2 separate regions of the Homo sapiens genome follow, and region 2 is linked to region 1. Evidence: chromatin contacts called from ENCODE Hi-C or POLR2A ChIA-PET data. All regions are on one chromosome and are shown on one strand. The core of a region is the stretch at or near the end of the contact, and the rest is flanking DNA. Distances in the headings are between cores, read along the strand shown.

Region 1 (4,082 bases), core at 1,266-3,765:
GATAATTATACTTCGAGCATTGTAGAAGTAAGTCAGATTATTCTCAATCAGAAAAAGATGACCCAAGACAACAAACTCACATCTTAGTTTAACGTAAAAAGCTATCAGAATATATACTCTTCCAAAAATCTAAACCATAACCAAAATGGAAATCCAATCTATTTTCCAATAATAAGAAGCAAGAGTAAATTTAAAAAAATATAGAAAATGATTTAAACTTTTTATTTATTTTTTTATTTTTTACAAACAGGCCATCAGATAAGATGGGTGAATTCATTAAAAAGATCCTCACTTGAATGTCTTACAGGTCTTAAACTCAAATAATGTTTTTCAGTTCTCCCTTTGGGTGACATAAATCATAAATATAAGGGCATGTAAGACTTTATAAGACTCAGGATAAGATGGTAGGCATAGTTTTGAAACACGACAAAGAAGCCATACCTTGAAATCATATGTGGCATCTGGGTTTTCATCACAGGCAATAACTTCTGGTGCCATCCAGTAGGGAGTTCCAATGAAAGTATTCCTCCTGCCCACTGTTCGATCAAGCTGAGCACTGACTCCAAAGTCCACTATTTAAGAAAAGACAAGTAAATAAAGTCTGTGATCATAGGTTTTAGATAGCGATAAAATGAATGTGAATTATTTTATTGTGGTAAAACATAAGTAACATAAAGTGTACAATTTTGACCATTTTCAAATGTACATTTCTGGGGCACTAAGCACATCCACACTGTTGTGCAACCTTCACCACTGTCCATCTCCAGAATTTCTCATCTTCCCCAGCTGAAACTTTGTACCTATTAAACAATAGCTCCCAATTCCCCCTTGCCCCAACCCCTGGCAATTATTCTACTTTCCATCTCTATAAATTTGACTATTCTCACTACCTTGTATAAGTGGAATCATACAGTATTTGTCTTTTTGTGACTGGCTTATTTCAGTTAGCATAATATCATCAAGGTTCATCCACGTTGCAGCATGTGTTAGAATTTCCTTCCTTCTCAAGGTTGAATAATATTCCATTGTGTGTATGGACCACATTTTGTTTATCTGTTCACCTGTTGATGGGCACCTGGGTTGCTTCTACCTTTTCTATATTGTGAATATGTTTTTAAACTGCATGAGAAATGGATGAAGTGTACCCATGAGGAAGGCACAAAGAATTACATTTGATTACACCAAGGCTTCACAGGGACCAAAAATAGGTGTTAAAAAAAAGTAAGCTTGGTTGTCAGAAAGGGTAGTATTTTGGGGATACAAGACAAGTGATTAAAAGCAAAAGTCTGAGTCAGACTGCCTAAGTTTGTATCTCATTTCTGCCGCTACTAGTGGTATGACCTAGGGCTAGTAGATCAACCTCTCTGAGCTTCGGTTTCCTAATCTGTAAAATGAGGATGATGACATCTACACAGAGTTGCTCTGATGTTTATGAGAGATAATCTATAGAAAATTGTCTTGTACAGGGCCTGGCATATAATATATACTCAACAAGTAACTGTTAATTAGTGAAGTAAGAATGCTCTCAGGATAGCTTATCTAGTTGATACATATATAACTGCTTAGCCTACATAATGTATACTTTTGTTTTTAAAAGAGAATATTCATGAGGTGAGAAAGTTTGGTCCCAAATGTTAACTAAGAAAAAAAATGGAAGTCATATATTTCAACAAAAAGGAAGAGCAAATGTTTGGGATATAAACATAGAAGATGTTTAAATCTCTTTGAAAATATACAATCATATGGACAGCGATTCTTTTCTAGATGACAAGTTACATATCCTACTGGATATTTGTCAATTCATGCTCTTACTCATATACATCAAGCAGTCAAATGCATGTGGTAATTCTCTATTTGGGCAGTCCCAGATTTGTTGCGGAAAGAGCTCTAACAGATACGCCAAAGAGAAGGATTCTCCCACTGATGGAAGTGGGGGTAATCAGTATGCACCTAAAGTAGAATATTAAGTATCCACTTTGCACGGGAGCCCAAGGTAATAACAAAATCAATGTAAATATAACTTAAACCTATGGGAATATAGCAGGAATTGATTATTCTGAATATGCCTGTGTATATTTTAATGGAAAAAAATTGGGTCCTAGTGCTCTGTTATAGCAGCAACAGTATAAACAAACTGTAAGATATAGGAGGCCATTTCAAAGTTTGTCACTTCTAATCTCTGCTGAAACAAAAAAATCTCAATTATTTCTATATATTGATTAAGCAAGTGGTTCTGTTCCCACATTATATATAATTCATTCCTCAGAATGCCTTGAGAAAATATTTTTTAAAATAGGCAAAGAAACATTTTCCTTTCCATTTTTAGGGCAATGCTCTCCAAATCCACGGTGACAAATTAACATTAATTTTTTTAGAGCTGTTAATATAATCTCATCACTTCCTGCAATTCCAAGGCTCACAGGATTCTGCTCTTACCTAGTTTAACTTCTGCATTTTCAGTCAGCAAGACATTTTGCCCTTTAATATCTCGATGAATCACTTTATGCTGGTGCAGGTGACTCAGCCCCTGGAGTGATGGAGAGTTAAGAAGGGTTAATAGGAACATAAGCCAAGATGCCAATAAATTATTTTGACTGTTAAGGATCCAAAAACTTTACACTCACCCAGACATACTTTTCAGAATTATAATCACATCTTTCATGTGCTCATAGTGCTCTTCTAACTGTAGGCAATTCATCAATATAAATTAAAGTACCCAGGCAGTCCTTGCAATGCATGGTGCTGTGTTTAATGAAATGCTTGCATATTGGATCTGATTATCAGGTATCAGGGAACCACACAAGTAATTATACGGTTCCAACATGAACATGAGTTTCAGTTAATACTACTGTGAAAAGCGAAGTTTAAACAGTTTAAAATAGAACCATCTACACAGTCTCTGTACAGAAAACTAACCTGATTTAACTGAATCCCTGCAGGATATTTGAATTTAAAAGTTAAAATTTACATTCTGTTATCCAATTTCATTGAATGATTGATTGACTGAGACAGAGCCTTACTCTGTCGCCCAGGCTGGAGTGCAATGGCGTGGTCTGGGCTCACTGCAACCTCTGTGTCTTGGATTCAAGCGACTGCCTCAGCCTCCAGAGTAGCTGGGATTACAGGTGCCTGCCACCACGCCAGGCTAATTTATTTTAGTACAGACAGGGTTTCACCATGTTGGCCAGGCTGGTCTTGAACTCCTGACCTCAGGTGATCCATTCACTTCGGCCTCCCAAAGTGCTGGGAATCCAGGTGTGAGCCACAGCACCCGGCCTTGTTATACAATTTTAATTAAGCGAAGTAAAATATTTCTCAGACCAGCCAAGAAATTTCCCATTGGCTTTACCCATTGTGCCTTACATTTAAAAAGGAATACAGTTTCTATTTCTTTTGTTGGCATTCATCACTGTCATTTTTAGTTTATGCTAGTTTATGCTATTTGTGACTTTGTGCTCATTATGTGAGAATTATTCAGTGACAACTAAACCTGTTTGTGTTCCATTTCTTCATGAATTACTCTGTTTTTGGCTTCTTTGTGGTGTGAATTCTTTAACCTACAGACTTACTCTAAAGTAGTCATATATTTTTCAGATAAATTATAATCTAAAATAATCTAAAAATGGAGTCTTAAAGCAAATTATTTTATGCTAACACCTGATAATTCAATGTATCGGGTCCCCGAGTGTTCTTTATTACCTTTAATTTTTTGTGCTTTTCATCTTCTCCACAACAACAAAATCATGGTATGAAAAATGAGGTTGACAGGAAAAGAAACAAACCTAGATATCTGAATTCTCTTGTCAAAGAAATTCAGCATGAGAGTACAGAGGTCCAAAAAGACCCACATATACATTTAGAGATATCAGAAAACATAAACCATGTTATAGAAGGGTTTGAGGCACTGGTTTAGGTCTTAAAAAATTGCCTTTCTTATCTGTTCAGTTTGTCACAGGGTAGGCATCAGGGGTTTAAATGTGTGGTTTTCACAAAATTTATGTACCCCATAAATCCTTAAGAGAGGGACTGAAGATCCCTTTCCCTCTTTCACTACTGAAGTGGTTGAAAGCAGATACCAGAGC
Region 2 (4,671 bases), core at 677-3,176, 290 kb after region 1:
TGTTGATGGCGTCCTTCTTGTTTAGTAACAGCAGCAGAGCAACCAACTGAGAAGGAACATTTAAAGCATGTGTTCTTAACCAGAGTCCTAGACCCTCACATGATCTTCAAGTGCTCCATGAACCCCCCTGAAATTGTGGACATTTTTGATGTCTGCATATGTGCATTTTTCTGAGGAAGATGGTCCACAGCTTCAAAATTATCAAAAGTATTCCAAAACTAAGAAAACTTTACAGCTCGTGGGCCAGGCGTGGTGGCTCATGCCTGTAATTCCAGCACTTTGGGAGGCTGAGGCCGGTGGATCATCTGAGGTCAGGAGTTCGAGACCAGCCTGGCCAACATGGTGAAACCCTGTCTCTACTAGAAATACAAAAATTAGCTGGATGTGTTGGTGGGTGCCTGAAATCTCAGCTACTTGGGAGGCTGAGGGAGGAGAATCACTTGAACCCGGGAGGTGGAGCTGAGATCGTGCCACTGCACTCTGACCTGGGCGACAAGAGGGAGACTCTGTCTCAAAAAAAAAAAAAAAAAGTTTAGAGCTCATGGATTAAGACGTTCTTGCCTTTATCATGGATGTTGATTTTCCTATTTTAGGAAAAGAGCCAAAGCTTGTTATTACCTTATTGAGTTTCTGTATAACAGAGGCCTGTGATTCCTGAATTTTAGTAAGCTTAGTGATAACCTGAATACAGCAACAAATACAAATATGACCTGGTATTAGATGATATTTAAAGAATCATTATTATTTTTGTTACGTGCTATTTAAGAAAACTTTTCTGATCATTTAATTATGAACATATATGGAAGTTTTATTACCACAATGCTTTTATATCATGCAAGAAAAAAGGCCCCTAACAAGTTCATTCAAATATTCACTGCTTTATTTTATAGAAAAAGAGACTGGTAAGATACTCAATATAGGACAGATTGAAAAAGACAGAACGTCTAAAGTTCACTCAATCCTTGACTAGTAGTCAGTTGGATAGGTCAGTAAATGATTTCCAGAACAAGCTTTAATCCCATTAACGTTCATCAGAAAAGTGCTTAAGAATTTCACCATGAATGCAAATATTGGATTTTAAGCCACCGTGAATAGGTCTTCTCAAATGTATTTGAATTGATTCATCTTCCATTTTAAGATCTTTTTAAAAGCTATTTTAGAATTTCTGAGAAATTTCAGATATGGTTATTGGGTTTACCGTAATTTAAAAATATTATTATAACTTTAGCTGGGGACTAAACCTTAATATAGGGTTTTGAGACTGGTCCTGTCTGTCAGTCAGTCATTTGGTGAGTTGGTGGAGACTGCACATCTATACTGTAGTGGGCATACCAGGAGAATAACCACCAGAGGTCGGTTGAAACATTTAGAGCCTGGCCATCCAAAATCAAAGGCAAGGGCCAGGCGCGGTGGCTCACGCCTGTAAACCTAGCACTTTGGGAGGTTGAGGTGGGTGGATCACCTGAGGTCAGGAATTTGTGACCAGCCTGGCCAACATAGTGAAACCCGTCTCCACTAAGAATACAAAAAATTAGCCAGGCGTGGTGGCGGGTGCCTGTAATCCCAGGTACTCGGGAGGCTGAGGCAGGAGAATCTCTTGAACCCAGGAGGCGGTGGTTGCAGTGAGCTGAAATCACACCATTGCACTCCAGCCTGGGTGACAGGAGCGAAACATGGTCTCAAAAAACCCAAAAAAACAAAATCAAAGGTGAAATCCAATGCATTGTTGCCAAACTGACTTGTGGGTAGAAATATCATCTTCCATAATTGAAATATATCTTTCATAGGTGGAAAAATAGCCCCATTTCCAATTTAAACAAAAAACAACTACAAAAAAATTCATCTTACATGCTTCACACTTCAAAAACATTATCACTTTCATTACTGAGTCATCAAAACTTCCTGAGTATTTCTTTTTTAAGTAAAAGGACCAATCACTAACCTGTTTTCTTTTCCACCTCACCATCTACAACAACAACAAAAAAGCTCAGAAATAGTCTGGTGAAACTATGCAGTGGGCACGGTTTTTCTGTGGCTTTCTTCCTTCCACCTTCTCAGTCCCTTCTCACACAGAACTCCCAGCCCTCTCTCTCCCTGTTCTAAGAGTCCTAGAACTGTTAAGGGATGCTTTGTATCTCTCCTAAAGTCTCTAAACCAAAGTTCCCTTTTCCTTCCCTTCCTGATGAAGCGAACCCTGTATCTTTCCCTGTTCCTGACCTCAGTGGAGTGCTGCCACCTGATCCTTCATTTATTTCTAGTTCACTCCTTATCACATTCCCCAGAATCCCTTTCCAATTTTTCTTTTTGTCCCAGTACCCACTACACACACTTACCTTGCAATCTTCTTTTCATAAGCCACTTTGCTACCTATGATGACATGATGGCAGCAGGCAGCTGCTTTGCCGCTACTCACAGTGTACTATCTGTGAATGGTGCCCCTGGAGTTGGGTACACAGGGAACACATTGGGAATGCAGCTGGGAGGTGTGAAGGTCACAGTCTTGGATGAGGCCATCTAAATGGAATGACCACAGGTTACCCCTTTCCTCTTCAAGATTCCTCTTGGTTGTCATTCCTTCCTCCTTGCCAGCACCTCCCTTTCTTGGCAGACCACATGCTTGGGATTGAGGCAGCCCCTTTCCAGCCGTATGACTTTGGGAAGGTTACTTAAGTCTTCGAAGTATTTATTTTCTTATTTAGAAAAACGGGGATATAATAGCATTTATCTCATGGTATTATCAAGTGGAATAAATGAGATAATGTCTGTAAGAGTACTGGCCCAGGGGGATGGTTAGCCAAGTTAGCTGTTGCTATAATTCCTAATTCTAAGGCTGAGATTCTACCCGTGAGGTCTGTAAAGTCTCTCTACAGTCTTTGAGAAGTGATCTGCTCCCCTCACTTCTCCATGAAAATTTCTATTTTTCTCCATATTTATTTTTAAAACACATTTTACCTCGTTGATAGCTGGAATTGAATTTAAACAGTCCTCAATGCCTTAGAATGATCAAATTATTAACACAGACAATCTCTCCACAACGATTCTGTGCCCACTTTCTAGTGTGTGGTTTTTTTGTTTGTTTGTTTGTTTGTTTGTTTTTTGAGACAGAGTTTCGCTCTTGTTGCCCAGGCTGGAGCACAATGGTGCGATCCCGGCTCACCACAACCTCCACCTCCTGGGTTCTAGTGATTCTCCTGCCTCAGCCTCCCGAGTAGCTGGGATTACAGGCATGCGCCACCACGCCTGGCTAATTTTTTGTATTTTTAGTAGAGACAGGGTTTCTCCATGTTGGTCAGGCTGGTCTCTAACTCCCAACCTCAGGTGATCCGCCCACCTCGGCCTCCCAGTGTGCTGGGATTACAGGCTTGAGCCACCACGCCCGGCGTGTGTTTCAGCCTTTGTGTCTCTTATGCTGCATTGGTCCTCACCCTGTGTTCTTTGTTCATAATAATAATAATAGTAGTAGTAGCAGAAGTAATAATAATTACCATTTTCTAAATGTGTCTCTTCTATCAGACTCCTTATTTACATGCTCAATTTAATCTCCACAGTTGGTTGGTATTATTATTTCCACTATATAGTTGAGGAAACTGAGGTCAAGAGTTTTTCAATACATTGCCCAACGTATCAGAGCCTGTAATGTTGAATCTGGGGATGTCTTATCCTAAAACCCATTCCCACTCCTAGCCCCAGGCAACCACTAATCTATTTTCTGTCTCCAAGTACAGAATGTTTATGCATAAGATTATGAATTTGCCTAAGGAGAATCACTTGAACCTGGGAAGTGGAGGTTGCAGTGAGCCAAGATCGCGTCACTGCACTCCAGCCTGGGCAACAGAGTGAGACTCTGTCTCAAAAAAAAAAAAAAAAAAGATTATTTGCCTATTCTGAGCATTTCATATAAATAGAATCATATAATATGTGACCTTTTGTGACTGGCTTCTTTCACTTAACATTATGTTTTCAAGATCCATCCATGTCACAGCATGTATCAGTACTTCAATCCTTTTGTGGCTGAATAATATTCTATTGTACAGATTTATCACATTTTGTTTATCCATTAATCAGATGATGGACATTCGAGTTGTTTTTACTTTCTGCCTATTATGAATAACATTGCTATAAACATTTATGTTAAAAGTTTTTATATAAAGATATGTATACAATCTTCTTACTCAGAGTGGAATTGCTGGGTCATATGGGAACTTTAACTTTTTAAGAAACTGCCAACCTTTTTACTAAAGTGGCTGTACTGTTTTGCATTCCTACCAGCAATACATGAGGGTTCCAGTTTCCCCATATTCTTACCAACACTTGTTATCATCCATCTTTTTGATTATAGCCATTCGAGTGAATATGAAGTGGTATCACACTGTGGTTTTGATTTGCATTTCCCTAATGACTAATGATGTTGAGAGTGCCATCTAATTTTATATTATTGTTCTTTGTGTGAAAAGGACAATCCCTAAATTTTAGTGGATGCCAAATGAAGAATTGTCTAGATAAATGTTTCTCTCCTCTGTAATTCACATTCTAAACTTAATATAATATTTAAAATACTAATTTGCTTTTCTGTAGTAGCCAAAGGAAAGGCTTTGCTCCTGCTGCAGATTTGTGTGTGTGTGTGTGTGTGTGTTTGTGTGTGTGTGTGTGTGTGTGTGTGTGTGTGTGCTT

What was found. A loop is a pair of places that touch in the nucleus more often than their neighbours do. ChIA-PET counts read pairs that join two places held with the same protein, here RNA polymerase II (POLR2A). Pooled maps may share reads with other maps.
Region 2: a map of right cardiac atrium shows a loop between it and region 1 (2.4-fold over the local background). The contact joins two enhancer-like sites. A Hi-C loop is called at or near these places in 1 of 168 maps with a recorded cell type or tissue (right cardiac atrium) and 6 of 50 pooled maps. POLR2A ChIA-PET finds 5 or more read pairs at or near these places in 4 of 52 experiments (BJ, Panc1, activated T-cell and 1 more).

Annotation. Positions count from the first base shown.
Region 1 is chr3:171,188,261-171,192,342 of GRCh38, forward strand. It overlaps TNIK (TRAF2 and NCK interacting kinase), which reads right to left. Exons shown (of 33, transcript NM_015028.4): 6 at 2,437-2,527; 7 at 442-572. Among named protein-coding and RNA genes, the nearest start is that of MIR569, 84 kb to the left of the region's middle. RefSeq lists an enhancer at 1,430-1,479. Within about 2 kb of position 2,516, at least 2 of the 41 ENCODE cell types and tissues checked have a DNase peak (open chromatin) inside an H3K27ac peak, as active enhancers do.
Region 2 is chr3:171,478,770-171,483,440 of GRCh38, forward strand. No RefSeq gene overlaps it. Among named protein-coding and RNA genes, the nearest start is that of TNIK, 21 kb to the left of the region's middle. Within about 2 kb of position 1,927, at least 4 of the 41 ENCODE cell types and tissues checked have a DNase peak (open chromatin) inside an H3K27ac peak, as active enhancers do.